2 separate regions of the Homo sapiens genome follow, and region 2 is linked to region 1. Evidence: read pairs that join two places in POLR2A ChIA-PET (ENCODE). Cell type or tissue: OCI-LY7. All regions are shown on one strand. Links, peaks and the distances in the headings refer to the core of each region. The heading gives the core; the rest is flanking DNA.

Region 1 (8,240 bases), core at 1-5,000:
GTCACAGCAGCCCTCAGCCTCACATTCCAGGGAGCTGAACAATTATTTAAAACAACTTTTTTTTTTTAAAGTAAAAAATTTTTAGGCCAGGAGTGGTTACTCACACCTCTAATCGCAGCACTTTGGGAGGCTGAGGCAGGCAGATCACTTGAGCTCAGGAGTTTGAGACCAGCTTGGGAAACATGGCAAAACCCCATGTTTTATTTTTTGTCTCTACAAAAAATTAAAAAATTAGCCAGGCATGGTGGCACACGGCAGTAGTCCCAGCTACTTGGGAGGCTGAGGTAGGAGGATCACTGGAGTCTGGGAGGGTCGAGATTGCAGCGAGCTGAGATTGTGCCACTGCACTCCAGCCTGAGTGACACAGGAAGACCCTGTCTCAAAAAAAAAAAAAAAAAAAAAAAAGGGTAGGTAGAGACAGGGTCTCACTATGTTGCCCAGGCTGGTCTTGAACTCCTGGCCTCAAGCGATCCTCCTGCCTGGGCCCCCCAAAGTGCTGGGATTACGGGCATGAGCCATCACCCCCGGCCTGAACAATTATCTTTAAATTATTTGTCAGCATTTAAAAAACTGAGGGCTACCATGTAGAAATCCAACACTCTCCCTTTTCTGGAAAAAAATCTAATCATCCAGATATCCCAGGTCTGCATATCTCCTAGGGCTCAGCAGCAGCAGCCCCCATTAGATGGTAAAGTAAGTCGCCCCCATCCTCACCACCCCCAACTGCCTTACATACACCACAGCCTGGTGTCCGTTGCCCTTTAGTGTCACCTTGGGCTACTGCCAGATTTTACTGTAGTTGGGAGGAGGAAAGAGGTTTGTTTTTTTTTTTTTTAGACAGAGTCTTGCTCTGTTGCTCAGGCTGCAGTGCACTGGTTGGATCTCAGCTTACTACTGCCTCTGCCTCCCAGTTTCAAGCGATTCTCCTGCCTCAGCCTCCCGAGTAGCTGGGATTACAGGCATGCGCCATCATGCCTGGCTAATTTTTGTATTTTTAGTAGAAACAGCGTTTTGCCATGTTTACCAGGCTAGTCTCAAGCTCCTAACCTCAAGTGATCCACCCACCTTGGCCTCCCAAAGTGCTGGGATTACAGGCATGAGTCACCATGCCCAGCCAGGAAAGAGAGGTTATTTCTGGCCTATGTCTGTGGAAACAAAGGGGAAGATGGGAAGGCAAAAGAGAGATGGATGTTTCAGGAAAAACTGAGGTGGGCGTGAGTAACTAATTGTTAGTGAAAGTTCCAGGAAGCTTAAACATTCTATATGTTTAAAATGCACATTGCAGCTGGGCGAGGTGGCTCACACCTGTAATCTCAGCACTTTGGGAGGCTGAAGCGGGAGGATCACTTCAGGCCAGGAGTTTGAGACCAGCCTGTACAACATAGTGAGACTCATGTCTCTTTTTTTTCCCTTTTTTTCTTGTTTCTTACTGGAAGGAATGAAATCCCTCTCTATAAATTTTTTTTTTTTTTTTTGAGACAGAGTCTCGCTCTGTTGCCCAGGCTGGAGTGCAGTGGCACGATCTCGGCTCACTGCAAGCTCCGCCTCCTGGGTTCACGCCATTCTCCTGCCTCAGCCTCCCATGTAGCTGGGACTACAGGCGCCTGCCACCGCGCCCGGCTAATTTTTTGTATTTTTAGTAGAGACAGGGTTTCACTGTGTTAGCCAGGATGGTCTCGATCTCCTGACCTCGTGATCCGCCCGCCTCGGCCTCCTAAAGTGCTGGGATTACAGGCATGAACCACCGCGCCCAGTCCAAAAAAATTTTTAAAAGAAGTTAGCCAGGCATGGTGGTGCATGCATGTAGTCCCCGCCACTCAGGAGGCTGAGGGGGAGGATGGCTTGAGCCGGGAGGTCAAGTCAGCAGTGAGCTATGATCGCACCACTGCACTCCAGGGTGGGCAAGGAAACGAGGCCCCGTGTCTTAAAAAACAAAACAAAACAAAAAAAAGAAACACCAAAAACAAACAAACATACAAACAAACAAACAAAAAACAAAGCATGTTTGCATGAGAGCACAGCTGGCCTGCCTGACCCCACAGGTGTTTCTGTGTGTCACTGGTCCTGGGCACTGCAGGTCTCCCTCCCCAGCAGTGTCCACTCTTCCCTGCCCCAAGGCAGACGTACCAACCAGATGATGTGGCTTCCAACTGGACTCCCTAAAATCCTGGTGCCTCCTGGAGGTGCCTTACAGGAAGACGGGGGCAAGGAGAGGCCCAGAGCCCAGCCCACACTGCCCAATCTGGGTGCAATTCCATCTGCGCAAAGGCTTTGTTGCTTTTCCTAAGTCCTGGGCTGCATCCTAAGTGCTCTGCAGACACACATGTCACTGTCTGGCTTTCTTGGACCCTCCACTTGGCAAAGTCCTAGCCATTGTGTTTTATTTCCCACCTTAACACACACACACACACACACACACACACACAAACAAACTTAAAAACAAAACTAAAAAAATACTATTGTCTGTACTCTGAGCTAAGGAAGAGCCGGCCAACCACAAGTTAGTGGCATTAGCCAGAAGCCGACGGGAGGAAGAGTCCAGCGCTTCCCGAAGCCCCAGATTCCCAAACTTCAGTTACCCACTCACCGCTGTCATGTTGCCTGCCACATCCTTGTACTATCTGTTGTATTTAACTTTGTTATTTAAATCAACTCAGGCCTAACAATGGCCTTTACCCTGAGGGGGAAAAAAAGTGACATTCATGGCTTTGATGAGCTGATCTATTTAGTACATGAAAATAAATTCAGAAGCATATTAAGATGAAACAGTGTTCACTCACAAATCTCCCAGTTGCCGTTGTGTTCCCCAGGCTTCACAGACAGCCTGGAAAAACTCCTCTAGGGCTTGCAGACTTAGCTGGAAACTAATCCTGAGCAGGAAGCTTGGCTTGAAGGGATAAGAGGGGACCCTCCAGGTTGGCAATCACGCCGTTTATTCGCACTTGGCAGCAAGACAATGGATGATGTGGGAGGTGCCAGGCCCCTGGGTTGGCACTAATTTGGAGTATGGTTGAGACAGGGCTGGAGAGAGGCATCTTAGAGGTGGCCCCCAAATCCGCAATCGGGAGAAAAAGGCAAGAATCGACTAGAGATTGTCAGGATAAAGGGAGGCACTGCCCACCCCTGCTATGTCTGTCTGCCCCCACAGGGGCTTCTTTAATACCTGGGGTTCCCTGGGTGATGAATGTCCTCCTACCCTGGCAAGGGGCCATACCTGTCGCCGTGGCCCCATAGGCAACCCTGATGAAAGAGTATCATTTCCAAGGGGGCTTTGGTTTCTGGGTGGCCCCACCTCGTCGTGGGGTAGATGGCACTGAAATGCTAACTGAGCGAGCCCTGGAAGTCACCAGGGGGCTCCGGAAGGTCACCCCTGACGTGGAAGGCCTGAGATCCTGAGGCCCATTTGTGTGGGGGGCACTGGTGGCTGGATGACCAGTGCTGGGGACATTCAGGTGGGTGAGGGAATGGGAAAGTCCCCGCTTCAGGGGGCGTGAAGAGTGTAACCCACCCATAGATAACTTCTGGGAGTCTGCCGCTGGCCCCGGCTCTGTCTTGGAGGGACCAGCTGGGTGAATGGCTCGCAGTGGTGCCTCCCTGGGGCGGGGCGAGTGGCTACCCCTGGGGGTAGGTGGTGGCGTCCACAAGAGAGCACGGAGCTTTGCGGCATCCCCCTTCGCCATCCGCGGGGCCCCGAAGCTGGCGCCTTCAGATCGGGAGCCAAACAGCGACTCATCACAGTAAGACGGGGTGTGGCTGATGGGTCTGGCAAATGGAAGATAAACGCCATGAGCTGGGGGATGAACAACCCCTCAAAACTTTAACAGCTCTCCCACCCACCCTGGGATGGCAGCAGCAGAGGAGGGTTGCCTGCAGATCCCAGGAGTCCTTGTCTCCCAGTCTGAAACCTACAGCGAGGCCACAGCCTCTTAAGCACCACTGCCCCCGGTCTCTGCTGATTTTCCCTGCGAAACATCCACTGCCCCTGCATCCTGACCCCATTCCCAGACATGTGCCCCAGGCCTGGACAATTTGCATATTCCATCCTCCTGGCCACATGGATTGGTTCACGAATGGCCAGATGACCCAAGCCTGTCCAATCAGAATCTGCCTTAGGACCTTGCAGAAACCACTAGGAAAGAGATGTCTTTCTGCCACCTGACTTTACTTCTTGCTAAGCTGATAGGATGTCAGCCCAAAGCAGCTTGTGGCTATCTCCTTCCTACTGAAGATTGAAGGGCATGCAGGGAAAAGCAGCACTAAGGTGGAGACAGACAGTTCCAGCCACAGTTTGAGCCCCTGTTACAGGAGCCCCACATGCCTTCTCCTGGGGAAGCCAGTTTGAATAAGTTTTCTGTCACTTGCAATTGAGAGTCACAATTAGTATAACCTTAGTCTTTATAGCCTCCACTTTTTCTTTTCTTTGTGAGACACGATCTCACTCTGTTGTTCAAGTGGAGTGTAGTGGCACAGTCACAGATCACAGCAGCCTCAAATTCCTGGGCCCAAGCAATCCTCTCACCTCAGCCTCCCTAATAGCTGGGACTACAGGCACAGTGCCACCAAGCCCAGCTAATTTTTTTGTTTTTGATTTTTAGTAGAGATCAGATTTATGTTGCTCAGGCTGGTCTTGAGTTCCTGAACTCAAGCAGCCCCCTGCCTTAACCTCTCAAAGTGTTAGGATTGCAGGAGTAAGCCACCGTGCCCATTTTCTTTTCTTTCTTTCTTTTTCTTTTTTTTTCTGAGACAGAGTCTCGCTCTGTCACCCAGGCTGGAGTGCAGTGGTGCAATCTCAGCTCACTGCAACCTCCGCCTCCTGGGTTCAAGCGATTCTCCTGCCTCAGCCTCCTGAGTAGGCGGGATTACAGGCATGTGCTACCATGCCCAGCTAATTTTTGTATTTTTAGTAGAGACGGGGGGGGTTTCACCATGTTGGCCAGGCTGGTCTTCAATTCCTGACCTCATGATCTACCCACCTCGGCCTCCCAAAGTGCTGGGATTACAGGCAAGAGTCACTGCGCCCGGCCTTTTTTTTTTTTTTTTTTAAGAGACAGGGTCTCACTCTGTCACCCAGGCTGGAGTGCAGTGACGCTCGCTGCAGCTGCGAACTCCTGAGCTCAAGTAATCCTCCCACTTCAGCCTCCAGAGTAGCTGGGACTACAGGTATGCACCACTATGCCCTGCTAATATTTTTATTTTTTGTAGAGACAGGGATCTCACTATGTTGCCCAGGCTGGTCTCAAACTCTGGAGCTCAAGCGATCCTCCCACCTCAGCCTCCCAAAGTGCTGGGACTACAGGCCTGAGTCAGCCTGTCTGGCCTTTTTTTTTTTTTTTTTTTTTATTCAACAGATATTCACGGCATACCTGCAAGATTCCACGCCCATAGTTTTTTTGGCCAGGACTGAAAGTGCTTCTATCCCCAAACTGCAAGTCTTTGAAAGGGCAAGCTTTTGCCACTTGGTTTAGCTGCTCAAACCACATTGGCTAATGCCTGTATATGTCTGGTGCCAAGGTTTTTGCTCAATAACTTCTCTACCTCTTATGCAACCCCTCACTTGACACCCTCTACCTGTTGGCATCCAGAAGAAAATTCCACCCTCCAGGTGAGCAAGGAGTTGTCACCTCCCTTTTCATGGACACCATACTTCCTAATGCAGCCTATCTTTACCTCAGTGTTTTCAGCCATGTTGTAGGTATCAGTGTTGCTAATCTCCACCTGACCCTGCCTTGTCTACAGAACTGGCAATAACTGATTCTTGTTTTTATAATAGGTATCATTCCCATTCTCATTTCATTTCTCTCATCTGAAATATGTCCCTGTGGTTCAGAATGAACCCTAACTTTAGCTGGCCAGTTCTTATGGACTGAATTGTGCCCACCCAAATTCATATGTTGAAGCCCTAACCCCAAATGTCTCTACACTTGGCCTTAATTATTTAGATTAATTAAAGGTAATTAAGGCTGGCCAGACATGGTGGCTCACATCTGTAATTCCAGCACTTTGGAAAGCAGAGGCGGGAGAACGACTTGAGCTCAGGAGTTTGAGACCAGCCTGGCCAACACAGTGAAACCCCGTCTCTACTAAAAATACAAAAATTAGCCAGGCATGGTGGCGTGCACCTGTAATGCCAGCTACTCGGGAGGCTGAGGCAGGAGAATTCCTTGAACCCGGAGGTGGAGGCTGCAGTGATCCGAGATGGTGCCACTGCACTCCAGCCTGGGCGACAGAGCCAGACTCCATCTCAAAAAAAAAAAAAAAAAAAAAAAAAAAAAAAAAAAAAAAAAGGTAACTAAGGCTAAATAACATTATAAGGGTAGGGGATCCTAATCCAATAGAACTGGTGTCCTTATGAGAGGAAGAGACATCAGGGGTGTGTGTGTATACAGAAAAGGCCCTTGCATGTAATTGAAGGATTAAAAAAAAATGAGAAAAGGCCCTATGATGACACTGTGAGAACGTGGCCAACTGCAAGCCAAGGAGAGAGGCCTCAGGAGAAACCAAACCTGCCAACACCTTGATCTTGGGCTTCCAGCCTCCAGACTGTGACAAAATAAATTTGTGTTGTGGCCAGGCGCGGTGGCTCATGCCTGTAATCCCAGCACTTCGGGAGGCCAAGGCAGGTGGATCACCTGGTCGGGAGTTCAAGATCAGCCTGACCAACATGGAGAAACCCCGTCTCTACTAAAAATACAAAATTAGCCAGGCATGGTGGCGTAATCCCAGCTACCAGGGAGGGTGAGGCAGGAGAATCGCTTGAACCTGGGAGGCAGAGGTTCAGGTTAGCTGAGATGGCTCCACTGCACTCCAGCCTGGGCAACAAGAGCAAAACTCCGTCTCAAAAAAAAAAAAAAAAAATTAAGTCAGGCATGGTGGCATGTGCCTGTAGTCCCAGCTACTCAGGAGACTGAGGCAGGAGAGTCGCTTGAACCCGGGAGGTGGAGGTTGTGGTGAGCCAAGATCGTGCCACTGCACTCCAGCCTGGGCAACAGAGCGAGACTCCATCTCAAAAAAAAAAAAAATTGTGTTGTTTAAGCCACCCAGTCTGTGGTATTTTGTCATGGTGGCCCTAGCCAACTACTGTGCTAATCTTCTGTGTCTTTGTCCAAACCACTGATAACAATAAACAGGACAGAGCCCTGTGGCTCACCACTAGACACCTCCCTCCAGGCTGATATTAATCTGAAACAGTCCAAATAATCTAATTCTAATCTAATTAATTAACAACAATAACAATTTGCATTAGTTCCTATTTTTCTAACTTGTTCATAAAAATGCAGCAAGAACCATTTTCAATTTTTTTTTTTTTTTTTTTTTGGAGACAGGGTCTCACTCTGTCACTCAGGCTGGAGTGCAGAGGCGTGATCTCAGCTCATTGCAATCTCTGCCTCCTAGGCTCAAGTGATCCTCCCACCTCAGCCTCCCGGGAGCTGGGAGTACAGGCGCACACCACCACACTTGGCTAATTTTTGCATTTTTTATAGAGACACAGTTTCACCACGCTGCCCAGGCTGGTCTCAAACTCCTGAGCTCAAGTGATCCCACCTCAACCTCCAAACGTTCTGGGATTACAGGCATGAGCTACCCCATGTGGCCAAAACCCATTTTCAAAATGACTTCAGAAACACCACATCTATGTCATTTCAAGGATCGAACACATTAATATTAATAAGCTTATGCAAATTTCTCTGTGATCTTATGCCTCAGCTGACTCCTCTGGGCCTCAGATGCCCAGTTTGTGACATTTGGGGATAGGGAGTTCACCATCACAACCATCAACACTACCATTTATTGACAGCTTTCTAAGTATTAGGTTACTGTGCGAAGCACTGCAGACCCCTCTCTCATTTAATCCATCAACAATCCCCCTAGGTAGGAATAATTGGTCCTATTTTCCACATGAGTAAACTGGCTCAGAGAGGTCAAGATGCTTGCCCAAGGTCACAGAGCAGGTGAACACCAGAGCTGTAACTGGAATCCAGGTGGCTGCACTGAGTACAGGATTTGCATCTCCCTACCCCATTACCTGTATTTGTTCTTCTTCCTTGGTGTGAGGGTGGGGGTGCTGCCCCTTGAGGGGGTGGTCTCACAGCTCCCCTTTGCCCCCAAGGCCTTCGATGCCTCCTTGCCCACGCCTCTGGTTCTGTTAGCCTTCTCCACCCAGGGCGGATCGAAGTCCGGTGGGGTAGGCCGGGTGCCTGCTGGGCTGCCAAACAGAGTCTCATCCACATATGACGTCCTGG
Region 2 (17,189 bases), core at 4,730-9,729, 84 kb after region 1:
TTGAGGACCGCGTCCTGCCCTCCCAGTGCTACCAGCCTCTCATGGAGCTGCTCATGGAGTCTGTGCAGGGGCCAGCAGAGGTGGGTGCGTCAGGCAAGCAATGCTATCAGGCGGGTGCCGGGGGTCTGGATCCTGGCCTCCCCCTGCCTCACGGAGCCCTATCTAGGCCCATCTGCTTTGGGGTCCCAGGGGCCGAGGTCATCTTTGTCTCCCGCCCCCACCCAGGAGGACACTGCTAGCCCCTTGGCTTTGCTGGAAGAGCTGACCTTGGGGGACTGCCGCCAGGACCTTGCCACCAAGCTGGTGAAACTCTTTCTTGGCCGGGGACTGGCTGGGCGCTTTCTGGACTATCTCACCCGGCGTGAGGTGGCTCGGACCAGTGAGTTGCCCGCACAACCCCCGACATCACCGCCCTCAATGGTGGGCTTGCAGGAGGGTCCTGGGGGAGGAATGGGGAGGCCTCAGGCAGAGGGAAAAAGGGCTCCTTTTTCTGTGGGTCCCTGTGCTGTGCACCTCCAGACAGTTGGGAGCCCAATTGCAGGTTCAGGCCCTGGCTTTGCTACTTGTGGGCTGTGTGACCTCAGGCAATTCACTTAACCACTCCGGGCCTCTGTACTGTGAATGGGGTTGATGTTTTGGGTCTTCCTGATTCTTGGGGCTGGAAGAATCATGACTCCCACCTTGGGTGAGTGGGGTGAGCTGGGTTCAGCTCCCTAAATCCCAGCAAACACTTCCTCCTGTCCTCCCAGTGGACCCCAACACCCTCTTCCGTTCTAACTCCCTGGCATCCAAGTCGATGGAACAGTTTATGAAGGTGAGTAGGTGAAGGCCTGCGGGACCAGGCGCAGCTTCCTCGGGTACCTCCTTCCCAGTGCCTACCTGGCTCCCTCACTTAGCTGGCTTCAGACAGCACTGAGCAGCCGAGCTGCAGTGCTGGCGGCTGGTGCCCGGCCTTGCCCTGAGTTGCACCTGGATGTGTCCCCTACCCCAGCCCTGGCCTCTCTCTGAACCTCTTCCTGCATGGTCCCCCCTGCGCCCAGCTCATGGGCATGCCCCGGCCTCGCCCTCAGCCCCACCCCGTGTGGTGCCCCCTGCCCCCAGCTCGTGGGCATGCCCTACCTGCACGAGGTCCTGAAGCCTGTGATTAGCCGTGTCTTTGAGGAGAAGAAGTACATGGAGCTGGATCCCTGCAAGATGGACCTGGGCCGCACCCGGTGAGCAAAGCCTGAGGACCCTGACCTTCCGACGGGCCCCTTTGGCTACCCGGAGCCTTGTCTGGGGGCTGGGTTCATGCTGACTGCCACCCACCCTGGGGCTACAGCTGCTCAGGAGCTCGGTGGCTGAGCTGAAAGCCTCACACACAAGCCCTTAAACCATCAGGCTGTGTAGTATAGGGGTTATGGTCAGGACTCTGATGCTAAGCGCCCTGGGTTCAAATCTTAGCTTTGCCACTACTGGTGGACAAAGTTGCCAAAACTTCTGTTCCTCAGTGGTTAAGTTGCTTCTTTTCTTTTCCTTTTTTTCTTTTTTTTTTTTTTTTGAGACAAGGTTTTACTCTGTCACCCAGGCTGGGGTGCAGTGGTGTGACCACAGCTCACTGCAGCGTCAACTTCCCGGGCTCAGGTAATTTTTCCACCTCAGCCTCCTGAGTAGCTGGGACTATAGGCGCACACCACCATGCCCAGCTAAGTTTTTACATTTTTAGCAGAGACAGGGTTTTGCCACATTGCCCAGGCTGGTCTCGAACTCCTGGGCTCAAGCAATCCTCCTGCCTTGGTCTCCCGAAGTGCTGGGATTACAGGCGTGAACAACCGTGCCTGGCATAATCAGATTTTTTAAAATTAAAAAACCTAAAATATTGATCCAATGTTCTTCTACTTAATGCACACACTACTTCTAAAATGTCCCTTATCCAGCTGGTGAGAATATTATCACCTGAAACGTGGGGCTCATGACCTCTGCTCCGTTAACTGAGTCATGCATGTGCTCCACAAGCATTAGTGATCTTTATTACTGTGCTGCTGGGGCTCCTCGACATTAGTGATATTTACTGCTGTGCTGCTGGGGGTCCCCAACATTAGCGATTTTTATTATTGTGGTGTTGGCGGTCTCTGAGTGGGCCTGCCTGCAAGGGAGATCGTGGAGAGCTCAATGAGATTGGGAGGAAGCAGAGCAGTGGCTGGGGGTCATTCCACCCCTCCGTGGGCTCCTCCTTTCTCTCCAGAACCTTCTCCTGTCTAACCCACAAGCCTGGAGCTGTGGAAAATTGTTGCTGGGGTATCCACTGGGGACCGTGGCAGAGACAGGAGAGGATCTTTCCTTGTGCTGTCCACACCTTCTGACTACTTTAGAGGCAGGCATCATGACCCCCTCTTACTGATGATGCAACTGAGCCTCAGAGAGGGAAGGTCACTTGCCTAAGGTCATACAGCCAGGAAATTACAGAGCAAGGATTTGATCCCAGGCCCTGAGCAGAAGGACACAGTCCATCTGTGAGACTCCAAGTTGAGGGCTTTTCCTAGCACACTTGATAACGATGGAGGAAACTCAGTGGGCACCCATGGGGACAGGGGCATGTAGGGACCTGGACAGGGCAGGGTTGCAGGCAGGCTGTGGAGTTGGCAGTCCTGGGTTCTATTCTCAGCTGTGCCATCTCCCCAGTAACCTCTCTGAGCCTCAGTTTTCTTATCTGTTAAACGGGAACAAGTAAGGCTACTTACCCCATCAAGTTGCTGTTAGGATTAAAAGAGACCATGCCAGAGACAAGTCCAGGGCTCAGCACGTTGGGTCCAGGACACAGTGGGGCTGAGAACCCCCAGCTGTCACTCTAGGTGTGGGCAAGACAGACCCTCAATCTGTAAAGAAAGAAAGGAACACAATAATTGCAGATGGAAAAGTGCTGTTCTAGCATCCACAAAACAAAACAATGATTGAGTGCCAGGCTCTGGGCTGAACACTGACGATACAGTAGGGAACAAATAGTCCCAAGTCCCTATTCTGGGGGGAGACAGATAATGAGCAACTGGAGGAAGAAGGTTTATTTATTTATTTATTTATTTTTTGAGATGGAGTCTCGCTGTGTCACCCAGGCTGCAGTGCAGTGGTGCGATCTCGACTCACTGCAACCTCCACTTCCCATATTGAAGCGATTCTCCTGCCTCAGCATCCCAAGTAGCTGAGATTATAGGCGTGCACCACCACGCTGGGCTAATTTTTGTATTTTTTGGTGGAGATGGAGTTTCACCATGTTGGCCAGGCTGGTCTTGAACTCCTGGTCTCAAGTGACCTGCCCCCTCGGCCTCCCAGAGTGCTGGGATTACAGGCATGAGCCACCGGGCCTGGTTGGGAAAAGGTTATTGAATGGGACCAGGGAATGGAATAAACGAGGGAGGGGAGAGGCCTGCAATATTCCAGAGGGTGAGGACAGGGGCAGCCTCGCAGGGGAGGGGACATCTAAGCAAAGACTTGCAGGGGGTGAGGAAGGGAGTGTTGCGGAGATTTAACATTTAACGGGAGAGTGTTCTGGGCACGGAGATAAGCCAGTGCAAAGGCTGCAGGATGGGAATGAGCTCATCGTGTTTAAGCAACAGCAAGAAACCCGGTGGGAAGGGGCAGGAAGGAGGCTGCGGACGTGGAGGGAAGATGAGTCCTCTCGGAGCTCAGCGGGGCCGGTGGAGGGTTTGGAGCAGGCAGATGTTGTGCCCCGAGGCTGAGCTGCTCCGCCGGCCCCTCCAGGAGGATCTCCTTCAAAGGCGCACTCTCGGAGGAGCAGATGCGGGAGACCAGCCTGGGGCTGCTGACGGGCTACCTGGGGCCCATCGTGGACGCCATCGTGGGCTCCGTGGGGCGCTGCCCGCCCGCCATGCGCCTCGCCTTCAAGCAGCTGCACCGGCGAGTGGAGGAGCGCTTCCCCCAGGCCGAGCACCAGGTGCGCCAGGATGGGAGGCTGAGGCTGGGGACAGGCCGGAGCTTGTCCGGGGTCACTCGGAGGAGTCAGGACAGAACTGTGACCAGAACCTAGGCTGCCGGCACTAGAGCATTCTGTCCTGGCAGAAGTGGGGACAGCGTTCCTGGCAGGGTCCGGGTCCCAAGAATGATAGTAATAATAAAAATAGGCCGGGCGCAGTGGCTCACGCCTGTAATCCCAGCACTTTGGGAGGCCGAGGAGGGTGGATCACTTTCAAGTGAAGTGAGGAGTTCGAGACCAGCCTGGCCAACATGATGAAACCCTGTCTCTACTAAAAATACAAAAATTAACTGGGCATGGTGGCTCACACCTGTAATCCCAGCTACTCCGGAGGCTGAGTCAGGAGAATCGCTTGAAGCCAGGAGACAGAGGTTGCAGTGAGCCGAGATTGCGCCACTGCACTCCAGACTGGGTGACAGAGATAGACTCTGTCTCAAAATAAACAAATAAATACCAATAATAAATATAATAATGGCAGCTAACACTCTATGTAGCCTGACCATGGTCCATATCTTGTTTTAGGTGATTTATGTATTTATTACCCTATCTAACCATCACACGCAGCCTGTGAGGTGGATACCAGGATTATTCCCATTTTACGGAGGAGGAAACTGAGGCCCAGAGAGCTTAAGTCACACAGGTAGAAAGGAGTGATATTGGGACTGGCACTCACCCAGGCAGGCTGGCTCCTGAGTCTGTGCTCATAACCAGCAAATAATAGAGTCTGGCACAAAGTAAGTGCTTCTTGAAATTCCAGATGTAAAATAGAGAGAGAGAGAGGAAGTAAGAGAGAAGAACGCAGATCTGGCATACAGTAAGTGCTCAGAAACACCCAGAATAAAGTCTAAAAATGAATCCCTGCAGGTGTAGTGCTATACCAACATGGATAGAAAAGTTGAAAACTCAGATGCTGTGAGTTTCAGGCAGACGAGGCGCAAGAACAAAGCAAGCAGCGCGTGGGGTGGTAGGGAGACATGAAGACTGTGGCCAACTGAAGCCCCCAGATCTTGTCTAAAGGGGGCAGCTCCAGGGGATCACTGCCATATAGGAATGGAAGCCCAGTACTGCCAGATCTTTAGAGATTCTGGATTTTATGTGAGGTTATTTATTTATTTACTTATTACTAACTTTTGAGACGGGGTCTTGCTCTGTTGCTCAGGCTGGAGTGCAGTGGCACAATCATAGCTCACTGCAGCCTCTATCCCAGGCTTGAGTGATCTTCCCACCTCAGCCTCCCGAGTTGCTGGGACTAGAGGGGTGCACCACCACACCCAGCTAATTATTTATTTTTCTAGAGACAGGGTCTCACTGTGTTGCCCAGAGGGTCTCGAACTCCTAGCCTCAAGCAGTCCCCTTGCCTCAGCCTCCCAAAGTGCTGGGACTACAGGCGTGAACCACCGCGCCCGGCCTGATCTCTTATTTTTAAAATGTCAGCATGAATTCACCTGAAAACCAAACACACAAAAACACTTTGGGTCATGCATTACAAAACATTTGTGGTTGGACTGGCCAGTTTGGGACCCCCTGGTTGAATGCTCAGCACACCTCCCGAGGTGGCTGTCATTGTCCTCACTTGCAGATAACATCAGGTGAGATGAACTCTTACGTAGTGCTGATGTATCAGACCAGGATTCACTTTGCAGAAAGACCTAAGACCTGTTACATTTTGGCAATGTCGTAACCCACTTCCTACAGCCTCATTTGAGAGCTTTTGATTTATGCCACATCTCTCTCCACTTCCTGTTTACAGATGGGGAAACTGAGGCCCAGAGAGGCAAAACACTTGGCCAAGGGTTTTCTAGACTCCCAGCTGGGGTCTCTCCCCTCCTCCCCCTCCTCCCCAGCTGAGGAGTAAGCTCTGGGCCTTGAGACTGGGATGTAGCTTGGCTTACACCTCACCTTGCTGGGCTCTCACCTGGGCTGCCAGCAGAGGTGTTAAGTGGGGCACAGCTGTGGCAGGGAACAGGGAAGAAAGGGAGGAGGCCAGCTCCCCAGACAGCCTAGACCTCGTATGGTGAGCCAATATCAGTGACACCCAAGTGTCCTCTAGTTCTCAGCCCCCAAGGTGGCCCTGGAGCAGGGACTTCCTCCGGCCCGGGGAACCCAGGGAAGCCCCTTTCTCTGCTGCACTGACACCGGTTCTTTGCCTTCAAAAAGGAGGAAACAAATGAGCTGATGTGAAGACTGAAATTACCCTGGACTACAGATGGCAGTGGGGTAGTGGTGGGACAGTTCAGGGCTCCAGATGGAGGGGGACAGTTCAGGGCTCCAGATGGAGGGGAAGATGCTCCCTCTGGGCAGTTCTAGGTACCCAGCTCCTACAGGGGTCACTGCCAAGGCCAAGATGCCCCAGGAAGGTGGCACACGCCCCGGGGAGGGCATTGTTTCATGTGTGACTACAACCTCTGAATAAACACAGGCGCAGACTCTCAGGCTAAATATAGCCTGGCAAGTGTGAGAGGTGGGTGGGGAGCTGGTTTGGGGGGAGCAAGATGCACCCAGGATGGAGGGGCACCCTTCCCTGAGTCACCTCTGCTGGTGCTGGGGAACCAGCGTTACCTTTAGATGGGCCAGGCCCCGGATTCACATGGAGGGGAACCATACTCTACAGTTTGTAGAGGGCAGAGGTTGGAGGTGGGGAGGTGCACACAGGATGGACTCTGGAGCCCATCAGACTGGGTTCACTACTGAGCCTCAGTTTCCTCATCTGAAAAAATGGGATAATAGCACTTACCTACCCACATGGAGTTGTTTGAGGACTAAATGTGATAGTTCAGGCTTGGTTTCTAATACTTAGTGAGGGCTCCTTGGTAGCTGGTGTTGAATGGCAGGAGAGTGTGGTGAAGAACAGAGAGTTCAAATCCTTGGCTGGGCGAGGTGGCTTATGCCTGTAATCCTAGGACTTTGGGAGGCTGAGGCGGCTGGATCACTTGAGATTAGGAGTTCAAGACCAGCCTGGCCAACATGGTAAAACCCCATCTCTACTAAAAAAAAAAAAAAAAACACACACAAAAAAACCTAAAAACAAAAAAAGCAAAACAAAAACTGGCCAGGTGTGGTGGCATATGCCTGTAATCCCAGCTACTTGGGAGGCTGAGGCACTAGAATCACTTGAAACTGGGAGGTGGAGGTTGCAGTAAGCAGAGATCGTGCCACTGCACTCCAGCCTGAACAACAGAGCAAGACTCTGCCTCAAAAAAAAAAAAAAAGAAAGAAAAAAAAAAGAAAAATAATCAAATCCTGCCTAAGTCCAACTCCTGGCTCTGCCGCTTATGGCTGTGCAGACTTAGGCAAGGGACTTTCCCTTGCTGGGCCTCAGTTGCCTCCTCTGTAAAATGGAGATGTGATCCTTCCTGGGTTGAGTATTAAATAAGCGAATGTATAGAGAGGTATCCATCCTGCTGCTGTTATTATCATAAATCACAGGTCTGGGTTTGAATCCTGACTTTGCCACTCATTAGCTGTGTGACCCTGGGCAAATCGCTTGATGTCTCTGAGCTTCTGCTTCCTCATCTGTAAAATGGGACTCATGATGGTGCCTCCCTCTTAGGGCTGTGCTCTTGGCATAGTGCTTGGCACAAAGCCAACTCTGAGGACATTTGGCCAAATCTGCTTTTGTAGGATTGGTTTTGTTATTCCATTTTCCAGGTGAGAAAACTGAGGCCCAGAGAGGAAAAACTTCCTCGGCCAGCCGGTGTGGCTTCCTGGTCAATTCCCCATCCTACTTCTCTTTGCACCACGAATTTCTAGTCCTTGCTGCCTCAGTTTACGCAGCTGAGAAGTGGGTTTGGGGGGCTCCTCTTACCTTCTGCTCCTCCCAGCAGGATGTGAAGTACCTGGCCATCAGTGGATTTCTCTTCTTGCGATTCTTCGCACCTGCCATCCTTACCCCAAAGCTGTTTGACCTTCGGGACCAACACGCGGACCCCCAGACTAGCCGCTCACTGCTGTTGCTTGCCAAGGTGCCAGCCATGGGTTTCCCCCATCCTAGGTACTTTAGCCAGGGAAAAAAGCATGGTAGGAGCAGAGCTGGGAGGCCAGACCCACAGAAGACCCAAAGAACATCCGAAGAAACCCAAGTCTGAAACACCACCGTTAGCATTCCATCCCAAGGGTGAAGGCAGTCATCATGCACTCCAATTTCCCCTTTGGGAATGAAAACCCAACCCTTCCAGAAGGAAAGTGGAAAACAGGCTAGCAGGCATTCACACCTTAGTATGAATTAGATCATCATTTGCAAAGGGCAACAACTTGAGATTCTGCATGAGAGTACCATGGTAGGACTGAGCAGTTCTTGGGGAGGATCTGGGCTCGGGAGGGAACAGAATAAGGTTAGTGGGGAGTGCAGATTCCAAAAAGAGGAAGGGGAAACAGACATCACCCAAGGAAGGTGTTGAGTCTTCTTATTGATTTATTTTTTTCCTTGAGACAAGTCTCGCTCTGTCACCCAGGCTGGAGTGCAGTGGCACGATCTTGGCTTACTGCAACCTCTGCCTCCTCGGTTCAAGTGATCTTCCCACCTCAGCTTCTGGAGTAGCTGGATTTACAGGCGTGAGCCACCACGACCAGCTAATTTTTGCATTTTTAGTAGAGATGAGGTATCACCATGTTGGCCAGGCTCGTCACAAGCTCCTGACCTCAAGTGATCCGCTTACTTCGGCCTCCCAAAGTGCTGGGATTACAGGCATGAGCCACTGTGCCCGGCAATATGAGTCTTCTTTTATTGAGCACTGATTTGGGAGCCAGGAGGGGCCCTACCCTCTGCTGTGACCTTGGCCCCGGCATCCCTCGCTTCTTTGCTCCAGGCTGTGCAGAGCATTGGAAACCTGGGCCAGCAGCTGGGCCAAGGCAAGGAACTGTGGATGGCCCCCCTGCACCCCTTCCTGCTGCAGTGTGTCTCACGTGTGAGAGACTTCCTGGACCGGCTGGTGGATGTGGATGGGGATGAAGGTGAGTTCCTGTGGTCCGGCCACATCTGGCTTCTCAGCCCAGTTGAGACACCACTCAGGGACTTCCCCTTTCCCCCTCCAGCTCCTCAGCACTAAGAATGTGAATCTGTGGGTCAGTCAACTAACATTTCCTGATACTTACTGTGCTAGGCCCCAGAGATGAACAGAGCTCAGGTGCTGTCCTCCAGGCCCATCCCCAGCCAGTGTGGGGATATGGCTGTGGGCAGGATCGTGGCATGGTGTGCATGCCATTGACAAACATCTATTAAGCGCTTACTAAATAACAGGCACAGTTCTAGGTGCTGGGGATGCAGCAGTGAACAAGACAGAGAAAATCTGATCTCACAGAGCTTTTATTTTGTTGGGGACCACAGGCCATTAGCAAGATAAATAAGCAAGTTATGTGGTATGTTAGAGAGCTGTAAGTGCTAAGAAGGAAAAAAAAAAGGAGGAAAGAACAGAGATCTGAAAGGGAAAAGTTAGAGAGCCTTGAGGATCCTGGGGAAGAGTGTGCCAGGCAGGGCACAGCATGTGCAAGGGCCCTGAGGTAGGACACAGAGCAGCACTGAGGACACCCGTGAAGAAGAGTGAACTGGGGGCAGTGGGGAGGCAAAGAGGCAAGGCCAGAGAGGTGAGGGGGCCAGATCCTGTGGGGCCTCATAGGCCTTGGGAAGAATTTTAGCTTTGACTTGGAGTGAAACAGAATCACAGGATGATTTGTAGCAGGAAAGTTGTGGTTGAGTCCATACCATAATGTGGGGCTCAGGTCATAACCTAGTTGGATCCCAGTCCCATTGAAGCAACCTGTCAGAACGTAGAACCTGGCTGTGGCATGGTGGGGTCCCTATGGTGCTGGGGTGGGGTGGCGGGGCTGTGTCCTGGCTCCCTGAGCATGATTAAATGCTGGACATTGCCTGGATGGGACCCCATAGGGTGTGGCTGCCCCTGCTGGCTGCCTGCATACTGTCTGCAGATTTCTCTGGTTGGAGAGAGGTCTTCAAGGGCTACTCTGCCCTCCCCCTCCTCCCAGCCTCCATGATTGCATCCCCTATTGAGGGAGTGGTCTGAAGTCATCGCGCTCATCCTCCTGCCTCTAGGGGAGCAGAGAACCATGCCCGTCCACTGAGGTCCTCCCTGGGCATGCTAGTGGAGCAAGGTGAGCCTGGTTAGGGAGGGCTCACTGTCCACCGCTCTCTTCTCCCATCTCCTAGAAGCTGGTGTCCCAGCCAGGGCCCTGTTCCCGCCCTCGGCCATTGTTCGAGAAGGCTATCTGCTGAAGCGCAAGGAGGAGCCTGCCGGCCTGGCCACGCGCTTTGCCTTCAAGAAGCGCTACGTCTGGCTCAGCGGGGAGACCCTCTCCTTCTCCAAGAGTCCTGAGTGGCAGGTGGGGTTCCAGTCCACTATGGAGGGCTTTCCAGGGGTGGCCTTTTTCAGTGTGCTGCCTCTTTGTACCCAGGGGGAAACTGAGGCCCACAGTGGGGCAAGGCCCCAAGATGCCATAGCAACTTAACAACGACAAACTCTCAGGACAGGCTCTGCTCACAAGTTCAGGCCAATGTGGGCACAGGACATGGACAGGCACCATCATGCATCCTTCAGAATGTGCACATGCGGTGGCGGGGATACGCCTCCCAGATGTGGATGCACACAGGACAGGGATGATGCTGAGCCTCTCTCCAATGCTCCCACCAGGATCTAGACACATGCTAGACAGACTCATAAAATTGAATGTGTTCACTAGGAACGTGTGCAGATGTTCAGGCACATCCATCCAAGCATTCATTCACTCGTTCATTCATTCAGCAAACATTTATTGAGTGCCTATTATGTGCCAGTGTCCTAGGCACTGGAGATACAGAAGTGAACAAGACAGGTGAAAATCCTGCCCTTGTGGGGCTGGCGTTCATGACTAGAATGCCCCGAGACACGTGCTGGAATCTCCCGAATGGGGAGCTGTGTGCACACCAGTAGATGATGACGGCTAACGCTGAGAAGGGAGCCCACGCTTCCTGTTTCTATTTTATCAGAAGAATGGAGATTCTAGGGGTCAGTTCTCTGGGTTCCAATTTTGGGTCCACCCAATGAGTGACCTTGGAAGCGTCATCTATCCTCTTGCACCTCAGTTTTCTCATCTGCAGGTTGGAGAGAATAACAGAACCAACCCCAGAAGTTTGTTGTGATAATTAAATAAGTTGATCAATGTAAAGTGCTTGGAATCGCGTCCCAAGTACCATAGAAGTGGTAGTTATTATTAACAAGGAAATGGATGCCCAGAGAAGTTGTCACTTAGAGAGGTGGCTGGGCACGGTGGCTCATGCCTGTAATCCCAGCACTTTGGGAGGCCGGGGTGGGCAGATCACTTGAGGCCAGGAGTTCGAGACCAGCCTGGCCAACATAGTGAAACCCCGTCTCTACTAAAAATACAAAAATTAGCCGGGAGCGGTGGTGCACGCCTGTAATCCCAGCTACTTGGGAGGCTGAGGCAGGAGAATCGCTTGAACCTGGGAGGCGGAGGTAGCAGTGAGGCCAGCTCGTGCAACTGCACTCCAGCCTGGGCGGCAGAGCGAGACTCTGTTAAAAAAATAAATAAATAAAAATTAAAAAAATAAAAGGGGATAGGGCAGGACTCATGGAACAGCTCACATGGATGGATGGACGAGCACACAGAGCACAGACTTACAGGGTTGAATGTCCCGCCGCTGGGAACTGACTCCACCTGCTGCACACAACCAGACGGAAGGTGTCCCCACCCCGGCCCTAGCCCCCAGCCCATCCTGCAGCGACAATCCTCTTCCCCAGATGTGTCACTCCATCCCCGTGTCTCACATCCGCGCCGTGGAGCGCGTAGACGAGGGCGCCTTCCAACTGCCCCACGTGATGCAGGTGGTGACGCAGGACGGCACGGGGGCGCTGCACACCACCTACCTCCAGTGCAAGGTGAGACCCCACCGCGATGGGGAGCGGGGGGCGTCCCTCTGTTCCCACCCGCCCCCTGATCGCCTCCCACCCGCTGCAGAATGTGAATGAGCTCAACCAGTGGCTCTCGGCCTTGCGCAAGGCCAGCGCCCCCAACCCGAACAAGCTGGCCGCCTGCCACCCCGGTGCCTTCCGCAGCGCGCGCTGGACCTGCTGCCTCCAGGCTGAGCGCTCAGGTGAGGGGGCAGGGCGGACTGCAGGCTCCGCCCTCCCCACCCGTCAATCAGCGGGTGTCCCACTTCCGCCTGGGCTGGCTGTGCAACCTTGGGCAAGTTACTCAACCTCTCTATGCCTCAGTCTCCTCAACTGTGAAATGAGGTTGATAACAGTGCCTATCTCGTGGAGTTGTGATAATTAAATGACTTGATTTACACAAAGAGCATAGGACGCTGCTTGGCGTATGCGACGTGTTATTTCTAAAGTACTCACTAGGTGCCAGCATCCAGTGGTACTCAAACATCATGAGCTTGTTCTCAAGAAAGATGAGTGCATAACCCAATAATTTTTTTTTTTTTTGAGACAGAGTCTCACTCTATTGCCCAGGCTGGAGTGCAGTGGCACAACCTCGGCTCACTGCAACCTCTGCCTCCCGGGTTCAAGCGATTCTCCTGCCTCAGCCTCCTGACTAGCTGGGTTTATAGGTGCGTACCACTGCACCCAGCTAATTTTTGTATTTTTAGTAGGGACGGGGTTTCCCCATGTTGGTCAGGCTGGTCTCGAACTCCTGACCTCAGGTGATAAGCCCTCCTCGGCCTCCCAAAGTGTTGGGATTACAGGCCTGAGCCACCGTGCCCGGCCTTTTGTTAATACAATGTTATACATTGTTATTAACAATGTATATACAATGTATAACAATGTATTACAATGTATAACATTGTAAATAATAACATTGTTATTATATAAAATAATATATAATATATATAAAATATATATAAAATAATATATAAAATAATGACATTGTTATTAACAATGTATATACAATATATAATGATGTATTACAATGTATAACAATGTAATACAATGTTATAAGTGCCAAGATGAGACGTTTGAGATTCCAGTGGATGCCTCTGACCCAGCCTCAGGATGGGGACTCAAGGAGGGCTTCCTGGAGGAGGTGCTGCTTAAATGTGACCTGAGTAGAGCAGAAGTTAAGCAGCGGCATTGGAGACAGAACTGGGAGATGGGGGTAAGGAAGTGTTGCAGGTGTCATGAGCAAAGGCCTAGAGGTTGGGACAAGGTAGGCTGACGGATGGAAAAGGGTCTGTGTGACTGGAGCCTAGAATGAGGGAGGAGTACCGGGAGAGGCGAGGCTACTGCTAGAGTCTGGGGAGCAGAAGTGGGGCTGGATGAGAGTGGAGGATGTAAGATTCAACGGAAGTAGTGGGTTTTTTTATTTTTGTTTTTGAGACAGAGTCTCTGTTGCCCAGGCTGGAGTGCAGTGGTGCAATCATGGCTCCCTGCAGCCTCAAACTCCTGGGCTCAAGCAGTCCTCTCACCTCAGCCTCCCAAGTAGCTGGGACCACAGACGTGCCACCATGTGAGGCTAATATTTTTGTGTGTGTGTGAGATGGAGTCTCACCCTTTTGCCCAGGCTAGAATGCACTGGTGCAATCTTAGCTCACTGCAATCTGTGCCTCCCAGGTTCAAGAGATTCTCCTGCCTCAGCCTCCCAAGTAGCTGAGATTACAGGCATGAGCCACCACGCCTGGCTAATTTTTGTATTTTTAGTAGAGATGGGATTTCACCACATTGGCCAGGCTGGTCTGAAACTCCTGACCTCAGGTGATCCACCCACCTTGGCCTCCCAAAGTTCTGGGATTACAGGCGTGAGCCACCGCTCCAGACCCAAGGGTAATTTTTAAATTATTTGTAGAGACAAGGTCTCACTATGTTGCCCAGGCTGGTCTTGAACTCTTGGGCTCGAGTGATCCTCCCATCTCAGCCTCCAAAAGTGCTGAGATTACAGGCATGAGCCACCGTGTGTGGCCTAGAAGTAGTAGGTTTGAGGAGGGATTTTACAGGAAGAAGGAGCACGGCTTGGCGAATGCCTGGCTGTGGAGGCTTCTGGAAGGGGAGAGGGAGTTACTGATGAATGAAGCTGTGTTCCCTCAGCCGCCGGCTGCAGCCGTACACACTCAGCTGTCACCCTGGGGGACTGGAGTGACCCACTGGATCCTGATGCTGAGGCCCAGACAGTGTATCGGCAGCTGCTCCTGGGGCGGGACCAGCTCAGGTGGGTGCCCCCACCCATCCCACTTCACCTCCTATGACCAGCCAGGCCAGCCCCCCACCGTGGCCTTGCTGTGTCCATTTATTCATTCTTCCCATGTGTGTTGGTGGATATTCCCCGGGGGCCTGGCCCAGGGTGGGGACTGGGTGTCTACACAGTCAGGGCTTGGGAAGCATCCTCAGTGGGAGGGGTCCCTTATGCAGAACTGGGTCTTGGGATCTTTTAATACCTGGAGCTCCAGAGACCCTGGCACAATTCACATAAAATCCTGGCCCCCTGCGCTTGCTAAATGACCTTGGATAGATCTCTTCCCCTTCCTGGCATGAGGATCACTATCACTGTTATTTGGTGACAGAGATTTGTCCCAACTCATTATAGAGTGGGTTCTGAAGCTGACCTGTCTGGGTTCAAATCGTGACCTGGCCACTTACTAGCTGTGTGATCTCTTTTTAAAAAAATTTATTTATTTATTTACTTAGACAGAGTCTGGCTCTGTTGCCCAGGCTGGAGTGCAGTGGCATGATCTTGGCTCACTGCAACCTCTGCCTCCTGGGTTCAAGCGATTCTCTTGCTTCAGCCTCCCACATAGCCAGGATTACAGGCACTTGCCACCACGCCTGACTAGTTTTTGTATTTTTAGTAGAGACGGGGTTTCACCATGTTGGCCAGGCTAGTCTCCAGTTCCTGACTTCAAGTGATCCACCTGTCTCGCCTTGCCCTCTCAAAGTGCAGGGATTACAGGCATGAGCCACTGCACCCAACCAGTGCATCTGGAAAAGGGGGATAATAATGGTGGCGACCTCGTGGGTTGTCCTGAGGATCAAATGAGCTAATACAGGTAGAGCACTTTGTAGGTGCCTGGCCAGATAGTTAGCTTTCAATAAGTGATAATGATGCTGCTGCTGATGCTGTGTGACCTTAAGCAAGTTACCTAACCTCTCTGTGTCTCAGTGATCATCTGTATAATGGAGCTAATAGTAAATACCTACCTCATATGAGTTTGTCATGATAATTAAATGAGTTAATACATGTAAAAGGTTTAGAATAGTATCTGGCACTCTAGAAATGTTTGCTGTGTAGATGATGATGATGATGATGGTAGATGGTGATGGTGATGGTTCAGGAAAACTAATTTCTCAGAGAATTTCTGGGGTAGGAAGCAGGAATGGGAATCAGGGACCAGACTTGTCTTTCTCCCTCTTACCTTCCAGGCTGAAATTACTGGAGGATTCTAACATGGATACAACTCTGGAGGCAGACACAGGTAAGGGCTCCTGTACCTCAGAAGGTAAAGGCTGGGTGCAGTGGCTCACACCTGTAATCCCAGCACTTTGGGAGGCCGAGGTGGGTGGATCACTTGAGGTCAGGAGTTCGAGATCAGCTTGGCCAACATGGTGAAACCCTGTCTCTACTAAAAATTTAAAAATTAGCCGGGCGTGGTGGTGCACACCTGTGATCCCAGCTACTGGGGAGGCTGAGGCATGAGAATTGCTTGAGCCCAGGAGGTGGAGGTTGCAATGAGCTGAGATCATGCTACTGCACTGCACCCTGGGCAACACAGCAAGACTCTGCCTCCACCCCCAAAAAAAGAAGCTAAGGGGTTAAGGAGGTCCCTTTTTCTTCGCAGGCACTTCCCCACTGTCTCCTGTGTCCTCCTGTTTCCAGTCCATTATCAGGCCACAGGGCTGTGTGTGGGGATTCTCAAGGATTTTAGGGTTCTCAGGGCACAAGGCACATCTTCAGCATGAGAAACCATTGGGTCCGGGTTACAGCAGCCTGCCCTGGACTGGCTGAGCCCCTGTGGCCTCTTGTCTCCCTCCTAGGGGCCTGTCCTGAGGTCCTGGCCCGGCAAAGAGCAGCAACTGCCCGCCTGCTGGAGGTGCTCGCAGACCTGGATCGTGCCCACGAGGAGTTCCAGCAGCAGGAGCGAGGGAAGGCGGCCCTGGGCCCCCTTGGCCCCTAAGGAAATGCCAGAGCTAGCCCGGAAGGAGGAGCAAGAGCCAGGGGGCCCTCTTCAGCGCATCCTGCCCCGGGAGTCTCCTGTCTCCTTGGACCTCTTTGATTCTGTGGTTTGGAGGCTCCCAGAGACGTGCCTAGTCCTGTGTGCCTTGAGTCCAGAACTCAGGGCATGGAAGCCCTTTGGCAGGGGCCAGCCTTGCACTGAGTGAAACTTGCCCTCTGGCTTGATTCAGACTGGAGTGGATAGGATAAGGAACCTGACTTATTTGACTGAGACTGGGGTCTCTACTTCACCAAACTGGCCTCTATCCATACCAAGGAGGCCAGCCTGGCCCTGAGCTGCTGGATACAGCTGGACCTGAATTCCTGATGCCCATGTGATGTTGTTGCCCCAGATGGGCACTAAATGGCCTCACTCCTTCCTGTTTTCATGTCTGCTAATCCCTATAACCTCACTGATTCTTCTGTACCCTGCCCTTGGCCTAGGACTCCAACCACAAGCTTCCAGAATCAGGTGCCCTCAGGAAGAACCAAGGCTGGGTGGGGGTCCAGTGTGCCAAACTCAGACCCTTGGAGCCTGGGAGACCTTGGGCCAGGCTGTTTATCTCTCTCTGGGTCTCAGATTACCCTGTATAAAAAGAGGAGGGAAAGTCTAGATGTGTGGTTTTCAAACTGGATTCCAATGAGGTAGTTCAAGAACAAGGGAGGAGTTTCTCTGACTGTGGGCCAAAGACCACCCGCTAGAATGTCTGCTAGAAATGCAGATTTCTGAGGCCCAGCCAGCTACTGACTCAGAATCTGAGGGTATATGAAGGCAAGAATCAGGGTTATTTAACAGATTCCGTAGGTCATTTGGATGAGTATCAGCTTTGAGGACCACAGGCCTGGGGAATGGGCAATTTTATTTTATTTTGTTTTTAGAGTTGGGGGTCTCACTCTGTTGCCCAGGCTGCAGTACAGTGGCATGATCATAGGTCAGTGCACCCTCAAACTTCTGGACTTCAGTGATCCTCCCACGTTAGCCTCCAGAGCAGCTGCGACTACAGGTGCAAGCCATCACGCCTGGCTAATTTTTAAATTTTTGTAGAGATGGGGGGTCTCACTATGT

What was found. Peaks named below come from ENCODE experiments on the same cell type or tissue, not always from the same donor. Only the 100,000 strongest peaks of a DNase experiment are listed, where the experiment ranks them.
Region 2: POLR2A ChIA-PET joins it to region 1 with 6 read pairs; 5 of 35 experiments call an interaction of 5 or more read pairs at or near these places.

The regions. Positions count from the first base shown.
Region 1 is chr12:113,186,832-113,195,071 of GRCh38, reverse strand. It overlaps RITA1 (RBPJ interacting and tubulin associated 1), which reads right to left. Exons shown (of 4, transcript NM_032848.3): 3 at 8,024-8,240; 4 at 2,704-3,762. The coding sequence ends at 3,255. Among named protein-coding and RNA genes, the nearest start is that of RITA1, 5.2 kb to the right of the region's middle. RefSeq lists a silencer at 674-968 and enhancers at 2,927-3,580, 7,710-8,240. In OCI-LY7, for the core only: no CTCF peak of the experiment used is centred there; a DNase peak (open chromatin) is centred at 4,104; H3K27ac peaks cover 2,018 bases.
Region 2 is chr12:113,098,825-113,116,013 of GRCh38, reverse strand. It overlaps RASAL1 (RAS protein activator like 1), which reads left to right. Exons shown (of 21, transcript NM_001301202.2): 9 at 1-80; 10 at 226-379; 11 at 750-814; 12 at 1,102-1,214; 13 at 3,736-3,928; 14 at 7,792-7,929; 15 at 8,773-8,917; 16 at 10,128-10,300; 17 at 11,716-11,853; 18 at 11,933-12,068; 19 at 14,005-14,125; 20 at 15,334-15,386; 21 at 15,946-16,736. The coding sequence ends at 16,085. Among named protein-coding and RNA genes, the nearest start is that of RASAL1, 28 kb to the left of the region's middle. In OCI-LY7, for the core only: no CTCF peak of the experiment used is centred there; no DNase peak of the experiment used is centred there; H3K27ac peaks cover 2,341 bases.